Regions from separate parts of the Homo sapiens genome. Here region 1 is linked to region 2. A link is a loop called in an ENCODE intact Hi-C map of the cell type or tissue named here. Cell type or tissue: gastrocnemius medialis. All regions are shown on one strand. Each heading gives the region's core, and the rest is flanking DNA. Links, peaks and the distances in the headings are about the cores only. Region 1 has its middle 33 kb from the start of GAGE1. Region 2 has its middle 58 kb from the start of PAGE1.

Region 1 (11,599 bases), core at 5,065-7,564, 120 kb before region 2:
ACCTGTCTTCTGTGTCACTCACACTGGGAGCTGTAGACTGGAGCTGTTCTTATTCAGCCATCTTGGCTCCACCCCCCTCAGGTCCTATCCATTCTGCATCATGTCTAGTGAGGGGGGTCTCTGTGGTATAACATGAACCCCATGGTTAATTTTACTCTGCAAGTCATTGGCTATAAGTGGTCATTTAGAGTCTCCCCCACCCCAGGCCAGTAGTTTGCTGCGGACATTGTTGTCCACATTGCTCTGTGCGCACGTGCGAGTGTTTTTTCTTTCTTTCTTTTTTTTTTTTTGTTGTTTTTGAGACGAAGTTTCATTCCTGTTGCCCAGGCTGGAGTGCAATGGGAATCTTGGCTCACTGCAACCTCTGCCTCCCAGGTTCAAGCAATTCTCCTGCCTCAGCCTCCCCAGTAGCTGGGACTACAGGCATGCACCACCACGCCCGGCTAATTTTGTATTTTTAGTAGAGCCGGTATTTCTCCATGTTGGTCAGGCTGGTCTCAAACTCCTGACTCAGGTGATCCTCCCGCCTCGGCCTCCCAAGGTGTTGGGATTACAGTGAGCCACCGTGCCCGGTGAGTGTTTTTTCTTTTAACGTCACATTCTTACAAGTGGAATGGTTTCGTCAAAGGAGCCATTCATTCAACAAACACCTAATGACTGCCTACTCTGTGGTGGGTGCTGTTCTAGGTGCTGGGAATACATCGGGGAATTAGAAGGCCATATGTGCCTGCCTTGATGGAGCGGAAATTCTTGTGAAGGATGTTTCCAGTTTTTATTTTGGTAGATGCTGCCATATTGCTGTCCAATTACCGGCATCCTCAGCTCACTCCTGGGGTGGGGGCTTTGAGGCAGGTGAATAAACGCCTTGGCCTTTGCTCTCTGCATGATCTTCAGGGTCAGGACCTGGGACGGGCGATCCCTCTGGGGTCATGAGTATGAAATAACGGGAGGTGGGGATGGAATGGTCCACTGGGGAGTAGGGAGGTGGAGAAGGAACGGTTTGCAAGGCATTTGCACAGAAGCTTCCTTGATCGCACCACTAGGGGGCCTACGGAAGGAGGGGACAACAAATCAAGGATGGAAACATCCTGCCAGGCGATACCACTGCGGTAGGCAGAGACAGAACAGTCAGCTCTGGGAGGCACCACTGGGTAGGGGGCTTGGATCAAACCATTGTGTGTGTTGGGGGGACTCGAAGGGCCGCTTCCACCCCATGCAAGTGGTTGCAGCCCAAGACTCTGAAGAAGGCAGGAATCACGCTACCTTGACTGTCCGTAGCTCACACCCACCCTCTCGTTTCCCATCCCAGGCAGGCACCAGCTAGCATGACAGGCCTCCACCTCTCCTCGGGTCCAGTCCCAGCTCCTTGGGCACCGCCTTCTTTGGCTTTTTGACTTTGAAACTGTGGCTTGCGCTTGCAGGGGCACGTGATTGGATCCAAGCAGAAGGGAGCGGGCTGCAAGGCTCGTTCTCGGATCTGACTGGTCAACGCGAGCTTTCATTTCTCCTAAGCTTTTTCTGCGCGCAAAAGGGGCAAACTCCCGCACCTCAACTCGGTCGCGCGCCGACCTCCAATTGGCCGCTGGTTCGGCGCAGGCGCAATGGTTGCTTGGCCAGAGTTCCGGGCTGCGGTTCCTGGGAATTTTGGGATGAGAAGAGAGATTCGAATCCTGTCTCGGTGCCTCGAGACTGACATTTGTCAAAGGGGCCAAAGATAGTAAATCCTGTAGTAGAATTCACGGAGATCACTGGCTTGTAACAGCGTTCTGCCTCTTAGTGCACGGGTGATGGGGGTTGACTTCATGTATGCTCCTGCAGTCTTGTGGTGCCCATTCATCCCTAAACTCAAGTCACAAGCCCAGCAGGCACCCTGCCTCCAGTCAGTCATTCTTGCAGTGTATTCATTTATTAATTCATTTGTTCCATTGCTAAAATTGCATCGTCGGATTTGGGATTTAGGGAAACTTCAAAGAAAAAATTTTATTAAGCAGAATTCCTGCCCTGGTGGAGGGCCCCTCACCCCAGGACCACAGAGCAGGGGTCCCTTAGACGAGCCCAGTCTCCAGCAGCTGGTACTTCTGTGATGAAATATTTTTCCATGTGGGTTTTCTTTTTTCTTTTTTTGATTTTGATTTTTCAATCAAAAGTGGCTTTGTGATGTTATTTATTTATTTATTTTTTAAATTATGCTTTAAGTTCTGGGTTACATGTGCAGAACGTGCAGTTTTGTTACATAGGTATACATGTGCCCTGGTGGTTTGCTGCACCCATCAACCTGTCACCTACATTAGGTATTTCTCCTAATGTTATCCCTCCCCTAGCCCCCTACCCCCCAACAGGCCCCAGTGTGAGATGTTCCCTTCTCTGTGTCCATGTGTTGTCATTGTTCAACTCCCACTTATGAGTGACAACATGCGGTGTTTGGTTTTCTGATCTTGTGATAGTTTGCTGAGAATGATGGTTTCCAGCTTCATCCATGTCCCTACAAAGCACATGAACTCATCCTTTTTTATGGCTGCATAGTATTCCATGGTGTATATGTGCCACATTTTCTTAATCCAGTCTATCATTGATGGACATTTGGGTTGGTTCCAAGTCTTTGCTATTGTGAATAGTGCCGCAATAAACATACATGTGCATGTGTCTTTATTGTAGAATGATTTATAATCCTTTGGGTATATGCCCAGTAATGGGATTGCTGGGTCAAATGGTATTTCCAGTTCTAGATCCTTGAGGAATTGCCACACTATCTTCCACAATGGTTGAACTAATTTACACTCCCACCAACAGTGTAAAAGCATTCCTATTTTTCCACAACCTCTCCAGCATCTGTTGTTTCCTGACTTTTCAATGATAGCCATTCTAACTGGCGTGAGATCTCATTGTGGTTTTGATTTGCATTTCTCTAATGACCAGTGATGATGAGCATTTTTTCATATGTCTGCTAGCTGCATAAATGTCTTCTTTTGAGAAGTGTCTGCTCATATCCTTTGCCCATTTTTTGATGGGGTTGTTTGTTTTTTTCTTGTAAATTTGTTTAAGTTCTTTGTAGATTCTGGATATTAGCCCTTTGTCAGATGGATAGATTGCAAAAATTTTCTCCCATTCTGGAGGTCGCCTGTTCACTCTGATGATAGTTTCTTTTGCTGTGCAGAAGCTCTTTAGTTTACTTAGATCCCATTTGTCAATTTTGGCTTTTGTTGCAATTGCTTTTGGTGTTTTAGACATGAAGTCTTTGCCCATGCCTATGTCCTAAATGGTATTGCCCAGGTTTTCTTCTAGGACTTTTATGGTCCTAGGTCTTATGTTTAAGTTTTTGATCCATCTTGAGCTCAGTTTTGTAAAAGGTGTAAGGAAAGAGTCCAGTTTCAGTTTTCTGCAAATGGCTAGCCAGTTTTCTGAACACCATTTATTAAATAGGGAATATTTTCCCCATTGCTTGTGTGTGTCAGGTTTGTCAAAGATCAGATGGTTGTAGCTGTGTGGTGTTATTTCTGAGGCCTCCGTTCTGTTCCATTGGTCTATATATCTGTTTTGGTACCAGTACCATACTGTTTTGGTTACTGTAGCCTTGTAGTATAGTTTGAAGTCAGGTAGCGTGATGCCTCCAGCTTTGTTCTTCTTGGGTTTTCTTTCTGCTGTTAATTCCAGAAGTACATTAAGGACCTGGAGCCAGGTTTAATATCTTGAGATGGTACAGCAATCTAGTATTTTTTTTTTGAGATGCAGTCTTGCTCTGTTGCCCAGGCTGGAGTGCAGTGGCACAATCTCCACTCACTGTAACCTCTGCCTCCCAGGTTCAAGCGATTCTCCTGCCTCAGCCTCCCGAGTAGCTGGGATTACAGGCATGCACCACCACACCAGGCTAATTTTTGTATTTTTAGTAGAGACGGAGTTTCTTCATGTTGGCCAGGCTGGTCTTGAACTCCTGACCTCAGGTGATCCACCCACCTCGGCCTCCCAAAGTGCTGGGATTACAGGCGTGAGCCACCTTGCCTGGCTCAGCAATCTGCACAACATAAATCTTTATCTAAAGGCAATTAAAAATTCTTCTGTTCGCAGTGTATGTTTCCAGCATTTCCTCTTGTGATGTATAGGAAAATGAGAAAAAGCCACCTAGTGAAAAAAAAAAAGTAAATGTAAATGGGAGGAAAAAAGCAACCCCCAAAAGTAAATACAAGCATACGCAAATGAACCTAACTCTTAATCAAAACCATAACCCACAGGGAAAAGTATTCTTCCAGACAACTTTGAATACAGTTTCCTGGCTGTGTCAGTCTTATCACAGAGGAAGGGCTCCATGTGCACAGCCTTCATTATTCAATTTTATTTTCTTTTTGTCAAGAGTTCTGAATGCTTCCTGTTTCTTTTAATCAGGATTTTGACATTTACCTGAAGCCAGATTTCTCCAGGACAAGGGCAGCAAACTGTTAGCAAACAACTCGGACTGTTTTTAAATCAGTTTTTTGTTGGGAATTGCCTCTGAATACAAGTCAGAACTCACAAGAAGGTGGCTGGAGCAGTCTCACTCTTCTCCCTGGTCCCTTCACTTCTCCAGTCCCTGGAGTAGTCCGGGCCACTTGTTTCTGGCTGCTGAAGGCCATACTTGTCACTATCCCTTTCCTAGGATCCTACTCTGAACTCTGTCTTTTCATATCAAAGTGGTTGTTGAGAAGTCATGATTTGTGGCTGCTTCTACTTGCAGCTGTCTGTCCTATTGGCCCTACTACGGCTCTAAAACCCCACATTATACTCCTCTCCTGGAAAAAGCATAGAAATGGGACTGTTCACAGTGCTATTAGCAGCTATTAATAGCCTGATTGACCAGATGAATGAGTCACTTAGCAAGTGTCTAAGGGAATGAGACATTACCAGAGGGGTAATGAAGCATAGGTCCCTTTTGGTGGACAGGGGAAGGGGATGGAGGAAAAGGTCCCGGAGATTTTCTGGAGACCCAGGGCACAGTGCAGTTGGCATGGATAATAGAGGAGAAGGAAGAGAGTGCAAAGGGGATGCCAAAAGGAAAAAGGGAAAACCCTGAAGAAACTCACCCTGTTTACAGTGTTACTGAGAACGTTCCCTTTCCTTTACATCTTTTAGAGTATGCACTGCCCTTTCTCTGTTAGAGAGTCTCAACGTGTTCCCAAGGCAGGGTACCCAGAACATAGCAGTTTTGTTGAGATAATAGTAAAGATATCAATTAACCTCACACAGGTCTTTTTTTTTTAATTACTTTAAGTTCTGGGATACATGTGCAGAACTTGCAGGTTTGTTACATAGGTATACATGTGCCATGATGGTTTGCTGCACCTATCAACCTGTCATCTAGGTTTTAAGCCCCGCATGCATTAGGTATTTGTCCTAATGCTCTCCCTCCCCTTGCCCCCCACCCTCTGACAGGCTCCGGTGTGTGATGTTCCCCTCCCTGTGTCCATGTCACACAGCTCTTAATAAATAACTGATTCTCTGTCCTATCCAGGCGCTTGCCCTTGTAACATTTTTTTTTGAGGTTTCAATATTTTATTCAAGTTTTTTTTAAGTGATGTTAATTACAGCATTTGAAGGGGAGGATCTAATTCCACACAAAATGGAAGACTCTAAAATGTACCCATTAAACTGCTAAAAAACAAATCGAGTGGTGAGAACACAACAGAAGTCCAATTTAGATTCTGAGTGTTGTAACCATATGATTACAATCACACAGACACTTCCATGCTTATAGATGGAGCTCCTGGAATCTATTTCATACTCTGGTGCAAGGGCAAAAAAAAAAAACAAACACAACACAAGAAGGAATAAGTCCTGAATTATTGGCTTCATCACATCCACCTTCTCCACCCCAAAATGGCACAAAAGAAACAGTGACCCCACCCTGCAGACCTTTTGGTGTAAAAGAGGTGATGATGAACTGGGGTGGGAACAGGTCATGGAGATCTGTCTAAAAAAGTCCCATTCAGGTGAGTTTGTACACAACATCAAGAAGCGAGCCTCTCCTCAATTAGGGTTAGGAAACCAAGGTTCAATTCTCAGGAAATCAAAATTTCATTCATTTACTCAATATGAATTTACAAAGTGCCTACATATTATCAGCTTCCACTTGCAGCCATTTCTAGATAAAAAAGAAACCTGGCATCTCAAAGTGGCCACCAAGTTCCCCCCGAGTCTACCACTGAAAGGACTTTTTTTGGAAATGGGTTTCTTCTGTACCTCCGGAAGGGTAACATCTTAAAGCTGAATCAACTTTAACCTGGAGGGCTAACATATTTAGCAATACTTGCATCCAAGACATACAACATTAAAAGATACACTAAATTCTGAAAGTAGCTATGCTGCAAAATAGTTTAAAATTAAACAATTGTACAGTATTCATTTATGCTTGAAATTCCAGTCCTAGACCAAGCTTGTGGCCACCAGCATTGACGTTCTTCCCATCCAGAAGAGCTGACAGTGTCAGTTTGATACCTGGCTTTAGAGTCTGAGTGTATCCTAAACCTATCAGGCTGGAGTTGTTCACTTTAGCTGAGAAGCAGGCGTCAGGGTCAATCTGATACTTGGCTGCTATTCCAAAGCGCGTGTTACTGTTTCCTGCTGTCCAGGCAAGATTGACAGCGGTCTCCAACTTCTTGTTCACTTTCTGGTAAATGAGGCTGCCAAACTCTGTCCCGTCATTCACATTAGTGTGAAGCCAGAATTCATCAGTCTCGTAGCCAACTGCAAAGTTGCTCTGGGTCACTCTGGACTTTGCAGTCTCAAAATTCATCTGGTAGCCGGCCAGCCAGCCCTTGTAACCCAGCACCAGAGCACCCCGGATGGAAGGCCCAGCAATGTCAAAATCTATGTCGCAGTCCAAGTTAATGTGCTCCTGCTTGTACCCTGTCTTGATTTTAGCATTTTTCCCCCCCAGTGTTAGGTGAGAAGGATGAATCGAAGGTCAGCTTCAGTCCACATGCAAGCTGATCTTCCACTGTAATCTCGGTGCCTAGTGTATTGTCGGTGTTCCATTTCTCCGTAAACGTCAGGCCATACTCAGTCCATCTGTACTTGGTTTCCAGACTGCCTGTCACTTTGGTGGTCTCAGTGTTGGCTGAGCCTGAGCTTGTAAATTCCAATCCATTCTCAGATTTTGTTTTCAAATCAAGCTTTATTAAGCCAAATCCATAGTCCTTGGTGAAGACATCCCTGGCAGATTTGCCAAGATCGGCATACGTGGGTGGCACAGCCATCTTCTGCTCAGAGACGGTGGCGGCGGGCTCAGAGGTGGCTACAGCGGGCCCTTGCAACATTTCTATGCTGCCTGTGATATCTGTTGAAGTACACTTTTCAAAATGTCACAAGCGTGGCCCTGATACAAATATGGAGTGAACATATATCACAAGGTGCATTCTCTGGCAACTGTTGCTGAGATGAGGTTTGTTGGCAAGACTTTGCTTATTTATTTAGAGACAGGGTCTCGCTATGTTGCCCAGGTCAAAGTGCAGTGGCACAATCTTGGCTTACTGCAGCCTCCAACTCCTGGGCTCAAGTGGTCCCCCTGCTTCAGCCCCCAAGTAGCTGGGACTATAGGTGTGCACCACCACAGCTGGCTAATTTTTTTTTTTCTTTTTTGAGACAGGGCCTTGCTCTGTTATCCAGGCAGGAGTGCAATGACATGATGGCTAATTAATTTTTTTTTTTTTTTTTGCAGAGATGGGTGTCTCTCTATGTTGCCCAAGCTGGTCTTGAACTCCTGGCCTCAGGCGATCCTTCCACCTTGGCCTCCCAAAGCTCTGGGATTACAAGTGTGAGCCACTGAGCCTGACAAGACCTTTAGTAAGCATCAGCCCTGTAAAAGGGAGGGGACAGAAGTATAACTGGGCAGAGGAACAAACGGAACTACAATGGAGAGCCCAACAAAGCCCTGGCCAGCTAATCTGGACAGGAGTTCTGGAGTAAGTGTCTTAGCTTGGGCTACTGGAACACATTAACTATAGACTGGGAGGCTCAAACACAAAGTATTTATTTCTCCCTGTTCTGGAGGCTGGAAGTCCAAAATCAGGGTGGTAGTATGGCTGGGTTCTGGTGAGGGCCCTCTTCCGGTTGCAGACATGCCTACTTCATGTTGTGTCCCTGCATGGTGGAAAGAGAGCTAGCTAGTTCTCTGGCTCTAATCCTATTGGCAGGCACTAATCCTATTAGCAGAGTCCTCATGACCTCATGACCTCTCAGAGGCCACACCTCCTAACACTATCACATTGGGATTAGGGTTTCCACAAGTGAATTTCGGTGGAGTGGGGAGTGTAGGGGAACAAACATTCAGTCCATTGCAGTGAGTACTGTTCACCTGAGTGTCTTGTGTTGGGCCAAGATGGCCGGCCCTGTATTCCCCCGTGGCCTCACTGAGTCACTGCTTGTGGGCCATCCTAGGAAGTATGTGACCTCAGCCCAGGCAGCTCTCTGAAGCTGAGGCAGTCCCTGAAAGAACTTGAAGGGGCCCTGGGTGGTACGGGTTTATGTTTGCATGGTCTATTCCTCTAAAATTCTGGTGGGCTGCTGTTCTTTCAGGTTAACTTAATGAGGGCAACTAGTGGGATGAATCATAACCCTTGCCATTGGAGCTGGTCTTAGACAACTGCACTAGGAAAAGAAAAATATCCAGACTTTTCAAGGACTGTTGGACACAGGGTCTGAGTTGACACTGATATCTAGAGACGCAAAGTGTCATTGTGGCCCCTCTGTTAGAGTGGCGTGTACAAAAGCCAGATAATAAGTAGAGTCCTGGCCCAAGTCCACCTTATAGTGGGACTTTATGGTGCTTACACTGGGGCAATGGGGCCAAGGCCCCAGCTGGTTGTCATTTTACTGGTCTTTGAATGTATAATTGGGATTGACATAATTGGTAGTTAGCGTAACTCCTACATTTGTTTCTTGGCCTGTGGGGTAAGAGCTGGATGTGGGGAAGGCTAAGTGGAAACCTCTGGAACTGCCTGTGTTGGTTTTCTGGGGCTGCCATAACAAAGTATTACAAACTGGGTGGCTTAAATAACAGAAGTTCATCATCTTACAGTTCTGGAGGCCAGAAGTCCAAAATCAAGGTGTTGTCAGGGTTGATTCCTTCTGAGGGCTATGAGGGAGAATCTGTTCCTTGCCTCTTCCCTAGCTTCTGGCGGTTTGCTGCCAATCTTTGGCTTTCCTTGGCTTGTAAAAGCATCACTCCAATTTCTGCCTTCATCTTCACGTGGCGTGTGTGTGTGTGTGTGTGTGTGTGTGTGTGTGTCTATGTGTCTGTGTGTCTGTGCCCAAATTTCCCTTTAAGAACATCAGTCATATTGGATTAGGGGCCCACCTGCTTTAGTATGATCTCATCCTAACTTAACTAATTTACATCTGTAATGCCTTTATTTCCATATAAGATTACTTTCTGAAGTAGTGGGGGTTAGGACTCCAACATCTGAATTGCAGTGGGGTGGAGGAACACTATTCAACCCATAACACTACCCACCACTCAGCAGAGGATCAAAAGCAATTTTGGATCCTGGGGTTATGGCTGAGATTAGCACCACCTTTAAGAATCTAGAAGATGCAGGGATGGTGAGTCTCATCGTGTCTCCATCTAATTTGTCAGTCTGGCTCCTTCAGAAACTGGCTGGATCCTGAAGGTTGACAGAGGACTGCCACAGTTCAACCAAATAACAGCAGCCCCAGTGGCAGCCAGATGTTGTATCATTTCTAGAGAAGCTTAACCTGGCCTCAGGTCGATGGTATGTGGCCCTCAATTTGTCGAATGCATGCTTTTCTATCCCTATCAGAAAATAAGATCAAAAACAGTTTACAATCACACAAAATGGGAGACAATATTCATTTATAGTTTTGTCCCAAAGGTATTTTAACTCTCCTGCCTTCTGTCATAATTAGTAAAAGGGAATCTGGACAGTCTGGATACCCCACAGAACATCACATCAAGTCATGATATCGATTACATTATGTAAGAGGGGGCCAGCACAATGAAGGACTTGGTAAGAGACATGGGCTCCAGAGGGTAGGAGATGAACACTGAAAATTCAGGAAACTGCCACGTGCCTACAAATGTTAGGAGTTCAGTGGTCTGGAGTTCAGTCCTAGAACGTTCCCTCCAAAGTAAAGGACAAGCCAGGCACGGTAACTCATGCCTGTAATCCCAGCAGTTTGGAAGGCCAAAGGAGACAGATCGCTTGAGGTCAGGAGATCAAGACCAGACTGGCCAACATGGTGAAATCCCGTAGCCGAGCGTGGTGGTGCAGACCTGTAATCCCAGCTACTTGGGAGGCTGAGGGAGGAGAATCGCTTGAATTCAGGAAGCAGAGGTTGCAGTGAGCTGAGATTGCACCACTGCACTCCAGCCTGGGCAACAGAGTGAGACTCTGTCTCAAAATGAGAACCAAAAAAAACAAAAAAATCCACAAAGTAAAGGACAGATGATTGCATCTTGCATCTCCCACCATGAAGGAGGGACAATGCCTGGTGGGCTTCATCAGATTCTGCAGGCAGCATATTTGACACCTGGGAATATTGCTGATACCACATGATATAGAAGGCTACCAGTTTTGAATGGAACCCAGAGCAGGAAAGGGCCTCATAGCAGGTTCAGGATGCAGTTCAAACAGCTCTGCTGCTTGGGCCATGTGACCTGGCAACCACTAGAGTGTTGGAAGTATCAGTGGTGGGAAAAGATGGTATAGAATTTGTAGTAAGCCCCAGTGGGCATATCCAAGCTTAGACTTCTGAGGTTCTGGAGCAGGCCTATGACATGTACAGTGGAGAATTATACATTTTTAAAAAATTGGCCCTGGGCAGCGCATGGTGGCTCATGCGTGTAATACCAGTACTTTGGGAGGCCGAGGTTGCAGTGAGCCATGATCATTCCACTGCACTCTAGCCTGGGCAACATAGCTAGACAATGTGTGAATTGTTTTTTTTAAAAAAGGCCCAGGCAAATCCTGACACAGGCTACAACATGGATGAACGTGGAGGACATTATGCTAAGCGAAATAAGCCAGTCACAAAAGAACAGATACTATATAATTCCACATATTGTGAGGTACCTAGAGTAGTCAAAATCATAGCGACAAAGCCAAATGGGGGATGCCAGGGGCTGAGGGGAGTGGGGAATGGGGAGTTGTTTAATGAGTGTAGAATTTCAGTTATGCAGCTGGTGCAGTGGCTCACGCCTGTAATCCCAATACTTTGGGAGGCTGAAGCGAGTGGATTGCTTGAGCCTGGGAGTTCAAGACCAATCTGGGCAATATGTCAAAACCTTTTCTCTATCAAAAATACAAAAAATTAGCTGGGTGTGGTGGCGCAGTCCTGTGGTCCCAGCTACTTGGGAGGCTGAGGTAGGAGGATCACTTAAGTTTGGGAGGCAGGCGGAGGTTGCAGTGAGCCGAGATCATACCACTGCACTCCAGCCTGGGCGACAGAGTGAGATCCCATCTCAAAAAAAAAGAAAAAAGAAAAGAAAAGAAAAGAATTTCAGTTATGCAAGATGAAAAGGTTCTGGAGATCTGTTTCACAGCAATGCGAATCGAGTTAACACCACTGGACCATAGACTTGGAAATGGTTAAGTTGGTAACAAAGAAGAGACTC
Region 2 (11,599 bases), core at 5,221-7,720:
ATATAGTATTTCAATTTTTTAAAATCATTGCTAATTCCTGGATATCTGTTCTCCTCCTCATGCTTTTGCTGTTGTATTTGCAGTTACCCCCTCCCCTATTGCTGGATCTTCTCTTCTTGCTGTTCTATTCACCTTGCGAATTTCTAATGGCCCAGAGCTTCTAATGCAGGTTAAGGAGCGCGACACAGGGAACCACTGAGGGTCAGGATCAGACCAACGAACATACAAATTTCTTTAGAGGGGGCATGTGGACAGCTATGCTGAACTCCCAGTCATCTGCCTCCACAGAACCTCTTTACACACACAAAGACAGGCAATTGCAGTATCTAAATGACCATATAAATTGCCATTTCTTTCCTTTTCTTAAAGACACATCCTGAGACACTTATGAAATCAAAGTGGAACATATGGTTTTTTTCCCTTTAAAAGCACTGCTTGTCCTCTGTCCCTCTCTGCCAACTCTCTTACATTCCCAACAACATTATCTAACAGTCTTTAAAGGACAAATGCTCACCTCCCCTCTCCACTCAGGGAACAGGAAGAGCCAGAGAAAAACAACTGATGGAGAAGATGCCCTAAGGTTGAATATTTCTTCCCTTGGGGGAGCTGAACGTCCAGAGAAAACAAATTAAATTATCCTCCTTATCCTTGGGCTGTGACATCAAAGTGGACATTATGTACCAATACCCCCTTGCTTTGTTTCATAACCTCAAATCAAAATTAATCTGTTGTCACATTTGTTTATGGTGACTAACAAAAAGCCTGAATTATTCAAGAAAAGCAGTTTGGGACACAAGAACAGGAAGAACGACCTAGCAACCACAGATCATTCTTTTCCTGCTTTCAAAGGAGTAACATTTCCCATCCTCTATTTCTGGAAGCCCTAGTAAGGCCTTCCACTCTGCTGTCTGAAGTCAAGTTTGAGTGCCTAGAGAGAAGAGAATCCTTGTGTTGCAGGTCAGTTAATCTGGAGCAGGTCCTGCACAGTCTCTCCTATGCATTTATTTAGCCAGGGAGCAGTTATTAAGCACTGATTTTGAGTCCAGACCTTACCATACATTTTTTTTCATTCATACAGTTATTGGGAACTTGACTTTTGAATTGCTGGGAAGTCATTTATGAAAAGGTCACAGTCACTGCTTTTGAATAGCTTTAGTCCTGTCATGGAGGAAACAAATCAACAGCCATATATGTGACACAGTTTGGTGAGCACTATAAGGGACCTGCATAGGGTGCCATAGGAGTATACAGAAGGAGTCTCAAGGGCAGCCATAGGCAATCAAGGAGGAGGAGAAGGTGGCATCTAAACTGAAACTGGGGGAACTGCATACAACAGGTAGGAGTTAGCCTGGTGAAGCTGGTGGGCAATGTCCTTCCTGGCAGGACAGCAGAGCAAAAGTTGGGAACTGTATTATGAGTGTAGAGAGCATTGGGAGGTGTCTTAGTCACCTTGGGCTGTTATAACAAAATATCATAGCGTGGGTGGCTTTTAAACAACATAATTTTTTTCTTACAGCTCTGGAGACTGGAAATCTGAAATCAGGGTGTCAGCATGGTTTTGCTGAGGACCTTTTTCCGATTGCAGACTGCTGACTTCTTTTTGCATCCTTACATGGTGGAAAGGGCATGAGAGAGCTCTCTGGGGTCCCTTTTATAAGGACATTAATCCCATCCATGAGGGCACCATTCTCATCACCTAATCCCCTCCCAAAGGCCTTACCTCCTAATACCATCACATGCGGGTTTAGGATTTCAACATAGGAACTTGAGGGGATGCAAGCATGCAGTCCATTGCAGGAGGCAATGTGAAACCATTGAAGAGTTGTAGGGAAGAGCACAACCTGATCAGATTTGCATTTTAGAAAGCTGTCTCTAGCTACAAAAAGTTGACTATGAAAAGGCAAGCCTGGAGGCAGAGCAAGGTAGTTAGTGGTCTTCATGCTTCTTATAAAGGACGGTGGTGGCTGGCTGGAAGGTAATAGAGTTGATGAGGTAGAGAAATTAATGCCTTCAAAACATATTTAGAAGGAGGAGAAACAAGATCGGCTGGCTGATTAGATGAGGAGGGGCAGATGTGGGAAAGACAGAGGCCAAATACAGAGCCTCTGCCTTTCAGGAGCTTAGAGAATGCTTGAGAGAGCATAACCTGTAAATGTAAACCATGTACATTTCAGGCAGTTCAGTGTAGTGGTAAGAATTTGGGCTTTGAAATCAGTCAAACTTGCTTTGAATTCCTGTCATATCACCGATTAGCCACATGATATAGAAAGATTACTCGAATGCACTGCATCTCAGGTTCCTTATTCCTTACAGGTGGGTTATGTGTGTTCACATGTGAAAAGTATGTGGCACCCAAGAGATGTTCTAAAAATATTAGTAAATCTTTCTATGGAATGATAATCATCATCATAATATACTTATTACTGTAACACTAGGAAAATAGTAGTCATTATTATATAAAACCATGAAAAACATTTTTTGGGGGATCAAATGTACATTAAAAAGTTATTTTTTTTTCTCTTACAAGTTTCCGAGTATCAGAAAACTCCCTCTATTGTGCAGTTAGGAAACTAAATAGAAATATGTATCATTTTTCTGAATATCTGTGGGTAATAGATTCCATACCTCCTTGGATCAACAGTTTATACCTGTTGACGAAAAGAGTCAAACTCTTTAAAATATTGTAAGAGATTTATTCTGAGCCAAATATGAGTGACCATGGCCCGTGACACAGCCCTCAGAAGGTCTTGAGAACATGTGCCCAAGGTGGTCAGGGTACAGCTTGGTTTTATGTATTTTAGGGAGGCATGAGACATCAATCAAATACATTTAAGAAATACATTGGTTTCATTCAGAAAGGCAGGACAACTCAAAATGGGGAAGGCTTCCAGGCTATACGTAAATGTAAACATTTTCTGGTTGACAATTAGCTGAGTTTATCTGAAGACCCAGGATCAAAGGAAATGTTCAGGGTAAGGTAAAGGATTGTGGAGACCAAGTTTTATTGTGCAGAGGAAGCTCTCAGATAGTAGACTTCAGAGAGAGCAAGTTGTAAAGTGTTTCTTATCGGACTTAAAAGGGTGCTTGGCTCTTAGTTGATTATCTCCTGGATCTGGAAAGGAAGGAAGGAAAACAAAGGGGGAAAGGGATTCTCTATAGAAGGCGGATTTTTCCTACAAGAGACTTTGCAGGGCAATTCCAAGGTATGGCAAGGAAATATATTTTGGGGTAAAACATTTTGACTTTTTCCCTTGTTATGTCAGAATCAGATTGAAAAGTAAGCCATGATATACATGGTTAAATAAAACCCATCTGATGAGAGAATTTATGGTTTGTAGGGCATGACTCCCCAGACCCCTTAGAAAGGAATTTGGGCAAGATTAAAACAAAAACAAAAACAAAAACAGAGCTTAGTCCTCATTCCTATAACGGTCTGGAAGTTCTTCCATGTATCTCACCACAATCCCTCTTGCTTTGTTTTAGCCTGTTTGCTTTTGCTCCATTCCCTTAGATTTCTTCTTGCTGTTCTAAGTGTAGTTACTTTCTTGTCAGGGAATGGTTTATCAAATTATCTTGCACGTTTTTGCGCTGGGACTTTATATTTCTCTGATTTCCTGGTTCTGTCTAAAGAATATATTAACTTATTTCTTAGAATTGGCATGGTTTTCTCTATACACCGTGCTCATTACTTTTCTATTTAGAGAAAATATTTATTCATTTAATTTCTTTTTCAGAAGATTCCCTTCTGGTTTTATTTTGATGGCCTAATTTCAATTTGTCTCCTGGATCAAAGTATGTGACTTGTGTTTGTTTCCATGTAAAACATTGCCCAAGCCAGCATCAAGGAGTTCCAGGGAAGCCATTCCAGATCCTCGATAGGTGGGAATGTTTATTCTCGCTCTGTGTTACAGATAGGAACCTGAGACAAATAGAGGTGCCTGATTGATCCAGAATCACCTAGCTGTCAGATACCCACACAGAATTGATCAGACAGAGGAAGCTGGCTGCTCCAGGCATACTGCAATGGATGGAATGTTTGTGTCTCTCCAGAATTTATATGTTGAAACCCTAATCCCCAATGTGATGGTATTAGGAGGTGGGGCCTTTGGGAAGTAATTAGGTCATGACAATGGAGCCCTCATGATGGGATAAGTGCCCGTTTAAAAAATTGATACGAAAATACAGTTAGATAGTAGGAATAAGATCTACTGATCTGGTAGCACAATAGGGCAACTATAGTTAACAGTAATTTATCGTATACTTCAAAATAATTATAGAAGTGGATTTGGAATGTTCTCAACACAAATAAATGATAAATGTTTAAGGTGATGAATATCCCAATTACACTGATTTGATCATTACACATTATATACTTGTAACACATGTATTCCATAAATATGTACAACTATTATGTACCCATAAAAATTTTAAAATAGCATATTCTCAAAAAGAAAAAGAACAGACACGAGAGAACTGGCTTCCTCTCTGCACCATATGAGGATAAAAGAAGATGACCATCTGCAAACCAGGAAGAGAGCCCTCACCAGTAACCAAGTAAGTTGGCACTTAGATCTTGGTCTTCCAGAACTGATAAATAAATGTTTGTTATTTAAGCCACCCAGTCTCTGAAAATTTGTTACTGCTGCTGGAGCTAAGATAGTGGACTGCACAATTTTCTATCTTTAGATGCCTTCAACCTCTTTCTCAGGGGGGTCTGCTAGCAGCCCTTGCTGTCTTCTATGTTTTCTTCTTCTGATCAAATCTGCCTCTGAAAAGGACCTGGTCTACTTTTGGTATGTATTTCAGAGAAGGTACTACTCCTCTCTGGGTTACATCCTTACGTGTATTTATAAAATGGAAGGGGCTGTTCCCTGTGAAGGAAAAACAGGCACTAACAAGCTGGTAAGGCAGCTTAGTCGGGGGAATGGTCTGGGCCCTCCCAAGAGCTCTCCAAATGCTGCCATGTTGTAGCCATATATTCTGACTCTGTCCCTACAATCTCATACACACAGTGCATGAGGCTGTGTAGTCAGATAGACACAGTCTCCACACCTGGGCCTGCCCAGAGATTGCTGGGAGACCTTGGGTGGGTTACTCTGGGCCACAGTAACCTCATCTGCAGTCTGGTGACAGCAATCCTTATTTTACAGGATTGGAAGAGAACAAGTGTGGAGTTTCCAGGCTAGCATAGTGTCCAGATTGCAGGGTCTTATAAATGCCTTTCCTCCCTGCTTCTAAGTCAAAACCTGTGAGCACGCCATGTTTTCACTGAAGTTTCTATTTGTAGTTCTAGTTCCTGGGGTATGAAGAAAAGAAAAGGAAAATGATTTGGGGATGGCTGCAATTTGTAACAAGTCAGTGTGCCACAAGACATCTTGGATATGCTGCCTGTAGTGGGTTGAATTGTGTCCCCCCAAAATATATGTCCAAGTTCTGGCCCCCAGTACCTATGAATGTCACTTTATGTGGACACAGGGTCTTTGCAGAGGTAACTAAGTTAAGATGAGGTTATTCTGGATTGAGAGTGGGCCGTAAATCTAATGATTGGTGTCTGTATGAGAGAAAGGAGAGGGAAGATTGAGACACAGAGACACAGTAGAGAAGGCTGTGTGAAGATAGAGGCAGAGACTGGAGTTAGGTTACCAGAAACCGAGGAATGTCTGGGGCCACCATAAGCTGAATGGGGCAAGGAGGGATTCTCTCCTAGAGATTTCAGAGGGAGCATGGCCCTGCTGACACCTTGATTTTGGACGTCTGGCCCCCAGAGCTATGAGAAAATAAATTTTGGTTGTTTTAATCTATCAAGTTTGTGGTAATTTGTTACGGTAGCCACAGGAAACTAGTACGCTGCTTAAAAGGAGGACATTTATTCAGGCATCAACATGTCCAGAGAAAACGGCATGCGTATTTGCTAGTATTTTCCCATCTGGTGTGTCCAGAGCATCAGGAGAGGCAGGAACCCTCCCAGCAGCCATCTGGTCTCTCTACCTGGCTCCAGGCAGAGCTGGCACCTGTACATAGATGGTCCCATCCCATGCCCAGGTTGCATGTGATAGAATTTCTGACTGTGATGTGTTACATGCGGGCATCTGTGTGCCTCCTCATATGCAGGTAGAATAAACACACTGCCCTTTAAATGTTCTCCAAGCAAGGTCTGGCCCAAAGCACAATGGCAGGTGTGGTCATTGTATTTCCGCAGGTGCATGAATTACCACTTAACACAGTGTTAAGAAATAGCTGATTTTCTTCTTTGACTAAAAGATTTCTTGAAATTGCTTTGATAAAATAAGATCAACACTAATTCCCTTTTTATGCATTGTGCCTATCAATTGAAATGGAAAAAAGAAAGCCACTGCCAACTTTCATTTATTTAAATGCATGGATAGATACATGCAGATATTTATGATTTCTCCCTAGGATTCACAGATGCAAATGGAAAGGAAAAGTCGCAATGCTAAGTGTACGTATTTTGTGGGGAAGACAAATAAGAACAAAGCGCTGCTTGCTCAGATGGACAGCTCTGTGTCTCCGCCTACAGGGCTCTGGGTGTCTGTGCACCAGGGGGAACCTGAAGTGGCCGCCTCTTCACAACCTCTATTCCATAGACAGTTGCTTACCCCACCCCTTGTCACTGGCATAAAATCACTTGAAATATCTAACACCTAAAATTGCTAAAATGCACAGTGGACCTATGTAACAGCGATTTATGCCTATGAGGGCCTGCATCCAAAATGAACAAGGAGAGAGCTGGGCTGCTGTCAGTGTTATTGTGGCTCATTGTCTATGCACAAACTGCAGTGCTACAGAAGCAGGTAGCATTTATGGCCTTCTGTTTGTTTGCTGTCACTTTGGTACCTCAGCTCTGAGGTTTCCTTTGAGGAAGAGGGAGTGGAATGTATGGAAGTTTTGACAGAGAATTTAACCTCCTCTTCTTAGAGAGTTTAAGGGGCTACTCTCTAGAATGATCCCGTCTGACATTTAGATAACACTGGATTCTGTTCATCTCTTGCAGAGGAACTTACCAGCAGGGCCTCTGTCCAAATGCAGGAAACATGAACAGAATCCCCAGCTTGCTTTCTCCCACAGGACTCTGAGAAATAATCATCCTGTACATGCTCCCATTTGACGCCTTTTAATGGAACAAATTCACCATTGGAAATATGCAGGAAGTTGATTTCTTTTATATTTTGCCATCTTTAACCAATCCCTGGATAGGTTTTCAAAATCTCATTGAAGAGAAATATTTGGATGAGATTGGGGAAGTGGAACTCAGGTTTCTCTTGGTATTTATAATTGGGTAGAATCAAGGAAACCTAAATGGCCATAATGTTTTACCTTTACCCTTTGCTATGGTTTGAATGTGTCCCCCTCAAAATTCATGTGTTGGAAACTTAATTCCCAATGCAGGAGTGTTGGGAGTTGGGACCTGATAAGAGGTGATTGGCTCTGCTCTCATGACTAGATTAATGTCATTATCATGGAAGCAGGTCAGTTATTATGACAGTGGGTTGTTATAAAGTGAGTTCAGCCCCTGGTGCCTCCCTCTGCCTTGAGCACTGGTTTCACCTCTGCCTTCTGCTGTGGGATAACAAAGCATGAAGGCCTTCACCAGATGCTAGCACCAGCCTCTTGGACTTCCCAGCCTCTGGAACCATAAGCAAAATAAACTTCTATTCTTTATAAATTACCTAGTCTGTGGTATTCTGTTATAGCAGCAGAAAACAGACTAAGACACTCATGAAATATATATAACAAACCAGCGTTATGTGCACATATGCACAAATGCACTCATACTGGAGGATACAGTGAGTGTTTGAGTTTTTATATCTTGTAGTTGTTCATGCAAGATGGTTTATGGAGTTGAAATTTGTCATCCATATAAGTAATGTACTACTTGAAATTGGACAAAGTATGGAGAAGAGCCTTAAAAATCATTGAAAAAATGAGGTGAGCTTAAAAGAATTTAATATGTGTAGCTCAGGGAAGCTGCTGTTTAGGAGAAGTGGGAATGTGCCTCTGCTTCAGGACTGTAAGTCCCCAAAGAGTAATTTGCAGGCAGTAAGAAGGCACTACAGAGAAGGAAATGGGCAGAAAGGAATTGAAGTGTGTCTTAGTTTGCTCAGGCTTCCATAACAAAATATCACAGACTAGGTGGCTTAAACAACAGACATTTATCCTCTCATGTTCTGGAGGCTGGAAGTCCAAGATCAAGGTGCTGGCTGATTTGGTTCTGGTGAGGGTTCCAATCTTGGCTCACAGATGGCTGCTTTCTTGCTGTGTCCTCATATAGTCTCTTCTTTGTGAGCAAAGAAGAAAAAGAATGAAAAAAACAAAAAAAGAAAGAAAAAAGAAAAATAAGAAAAGGAAAAAGAAAGAAGAAGAGCAAGAAGAAGAGCTCTGTTATCTCTTCTTTTAAGGACCTGCCCTGATTTAATTGAGGTTAAATAACTGTATGACTTCATTTAACCTTAATTACCTCCTTGTAAACCCTATCTCCAAATACAGTCGTATTGGGGATTAGGGTTTCAACTTATGAATTTGGTGGAGAAACAATTAATTCCATAGTAGAGTGGAAGCTATAGGCAGTAGAATGACCTCCCAGGGAAACAACGGGGACAGTGATGCTATTCCTGAGGAATTAAAAGTGCATTGGGCTGGGCCAGTTCCACAATATGCTGTAGGAAGGGCTTCCTTCCCTCCTGGCCCTTTGGAGATGTGAGGAAGGGACTGACAGACTAAAAGCTTTAGGTTGCTTGGGAGATATCGTCTGATAAAAACTTTAATCTGGTAACCTTCCTCTCTCTTTCTCTCTCTACCTCTCACTCTCTCTCTGTCTGGCTCTCTTAATGGAATGCTAGTGTATTCTTATTAGGAAGATAGAACTTGGTTAGGAAGGAAGGAAGAAAAACGGCAGGCAGGCAGGCATTGGAGCCAGCAGGACTGGGAGATCACAACCACAATCTCCTGGGCAAAAGAAAGGGGAAATGAGAAGCAGTGCTTTCTCAGTCATGCGAGTAGTTACTGGCAGTTTGTTCTGGCCAGCAGAACTTCTGATATCATGGCTATTGAATAACTTATCATCAAAGTTTAATGTGAAACCAGGTGACTGATAACTAAATCTAGGAACAGAAATAGAATCTTCATTTTTTCTGCCTGAAGAAACTTTTTTCTGTCATTTGATTTAAAGGCCAAAGGCTATTCACCATACCACTGAGAATTATAAAACCTTTATGAAAACTCATCACAGTGTTGAATTGAATGTGTGATAGAGAGGAAAGCTGGGATAATTTCAATCCTTACCCGACCCATCTTAATAAGGTAAAGACTCCTGTGAAAGCTACCATACTCAACGCAGTGAGATCACAGCATAGCCGATTTTTTTTTTTTTTTTTTTTTTTTTTTTACCTCTTTCTAGGTTGAATGGAAATGAGGCAGTAGCCAAAGGGGATAGAAATAAACGTTCTTCTCTTACTGTGATTGTGTGGATCTGATGGGCTTTTCAAAATGGCACATGGGTCAGTGTTTCTTGGAGCCTGGACTAGCATACCCTCCCGGCATCTTAAGAGAAACAATCTCCAGGCTTGGTAGAAGTCCTTGGCTTTCTTGCTTAGAAATGTCAGAAGCCAATGAATATTTACATCCCCATCTCACCTTTGCTCTGATTTGCTAATCTGATCCTTATCAAATTAGGCCAAAAGGAAAGCAGTTAGAAACTTGAACTTCCATTGTTAGATAAGTACCAATCTCTACATTAAGAGCTATACAGATACTTGTAAATTTCTCACTGGGACACAGAATTGGTACATATCTCCAGGTGATCCTCTTCTCTCAGCATGTATATTCTTCTCTCATGTAGAAATCAGTTGCTTTGATGGTCAGAAAGAGACAAAGAGAAACAAATTCATCAGTCTGTATTATATCACAGTAGAATACAAGGCTAGAAAGTAGGTTCAACCCTGTTGGAACCCAGCCGGTCTGCTGCCCTCGCTGAGTTTCAGGGTCCCTGTCTGCATATCTGGAAAATAAGTTCATCTTTCCTAAAGACCCATCCAATCTTTGATTCTATAATCATAAGTAGGGTGATAAGATTTTATTTCCTACTTAGAGGGCCACCTGGAGAGTACATTCTGCTTTAATTTTCTGTTTTGGTGATGGGGAATTTGGAGCCATGCATGGTTATGAAAGGCCCAGAGATGGAATCTCATCTCTGATTCAAGGCTTTGGTTCCTGGCTTCCTGCTGTATTACTTCAATGAAACCAAACCTTTTAGGGCATATGTCTGCACATATTGGCCTACTCAAAATGCCATTCTATCCTGGGCGAGGTGGCTCACACCTGCAATTCCAGCACTCTGGGAGGCCAAGGTAGGAGGATGGCTTGAGGCCAAGAGTTTGAGACCAGTCTGGACAGTATAGTGAGATCCAATCTCTACAAAAAATAGAAAAATTAGCTGGGCTTGGTGGCATGTGCCTGTAGTCCCAGCTACTTGGGAGGCTGAGGTGAGAGAATCCCTTGAGCCCAAGAGGTTGAGGCTGTAGTGAGCTATGATCGTACCACTGTGCTCCAGCCTGGATGACAGAGCAAGACCCTGTTGCTTAAAAAAGAAAAAAGAAGCAAAATGCCTTTCCGAATGATCCCATTGACTGGGCAGAAATGTTACATTGTTAAAATATTTTGTGCCAGCCGCAGTGGCTCACGCCTGTAATCCCAACACTTTGGGAGGCTGAGGCGGGCGGCTCACCTGAGGTCAGGAGTTCGATACCAGCCTGGCCAACATGATGAAACCCTGTCTCTACTAAAAATACAAAAAAAATTAGCTGGGTGTGGTGGCGGGCGCCTGTAATCCCAGCTACTCGGGAGGCTGAAGCAGGAGTTTGAGACCAGTCTATGCAAAATGGCGAAACCCTGTCTCTACTAAAAATAAAAATTAGCCGGGCATGGTGGTGCATGCCTATAGTCCTAGCTACTTGGGAGGCTGAAGCAGGAGAATCGCTTGAACCCAGGAGGTGGAGGTTGCAGTGAGCCAAGATTGCACCATTGCACTCCAGCCTGGGCAACAAGAGTGAAACTCTGTCTCAAAAAAAAAAATTTTTTTTGCACAGTCTTCTCCATGAGATTTATACTCCTAGAGAGCAGAGATAACAACAAGCCTATAAGGCAAGGTAGTATTGTTTTATTTAGTGCCTGCCTATTACCAAAAGAGTTTGAAGCAGTTTATACTAAAAACATAAGAAGAATAATCTTAGAAACCCAGGAAGAAAATTTGGGCAGAGAAGTCTCTGGGAAGCATCCCAAAACTAATGGCTACTGAAAATAAACCTCTCTAAACCCTTCTCTGTCTTTCTCTCTCCTTTCTTTTTCTTTCTCCTTCCCTTCTTGATTTGTATTGTGTTTTCTCAATTAATTATTTTCTCTTTCCTATCCCTTCTTTTTTTCCTATTTGGTTTCAGACGAATTGAGCCAGGTTTCTGAAACCTGAAGCCAAAAGCACCTGTATTAGTCTGTTCCCACACTGCTATAAAGAACTACCTGAGACTGGGTAATTTATGAAGAAAAGAGGTTTAATGAACTCACAGTTCCACAGGCTGGACAGGAAGCA

Evidence for each region. A loop is a pair of places that touch in the nucleus more often than their neighbours do. Peaks named below come from ENCODE experiments on the same cell type or tissue, not always from the same donor. Only the 100,000 strongest peaks of a DNase experiment are listed, where the experiment ranks them.
Region 1: it touches region 2 in a loop (5-fold over the local background); 5 of 110 quality-filtered maps call a loop at or near these places.

Annotation. Positions count from the first base shown.
Region 1 is chrX:49,626,130-49,637,728 of GRCh38, forward strand. It overlaps the pseudogene VDAC1P2. Among named protein-coding and RNA genes, the nearest start is that of GAGE1, 33 kb to the left of the region's middle. In gastrocnemius medialis, for the core only: no CTCF peak of the experiment used is centred there; no DNase peak of the experiment used is centred there; H3K27ac peaks cover 1,006 bases.
Region 2 is chrX:49,747,900-49,759,498 of GRCh38, forward strand. No RefSeq gene overlaps it. Among named protein-coding and RNA genes, the nearest start is that of PAGE1, 58 kb to the left of the region's middle. In gastrocnemius medialis, for the core only: a CTCF peak has its summit at 6,537 (motif pointing right); a DNase peak (open chromatin) is centred at 6,552.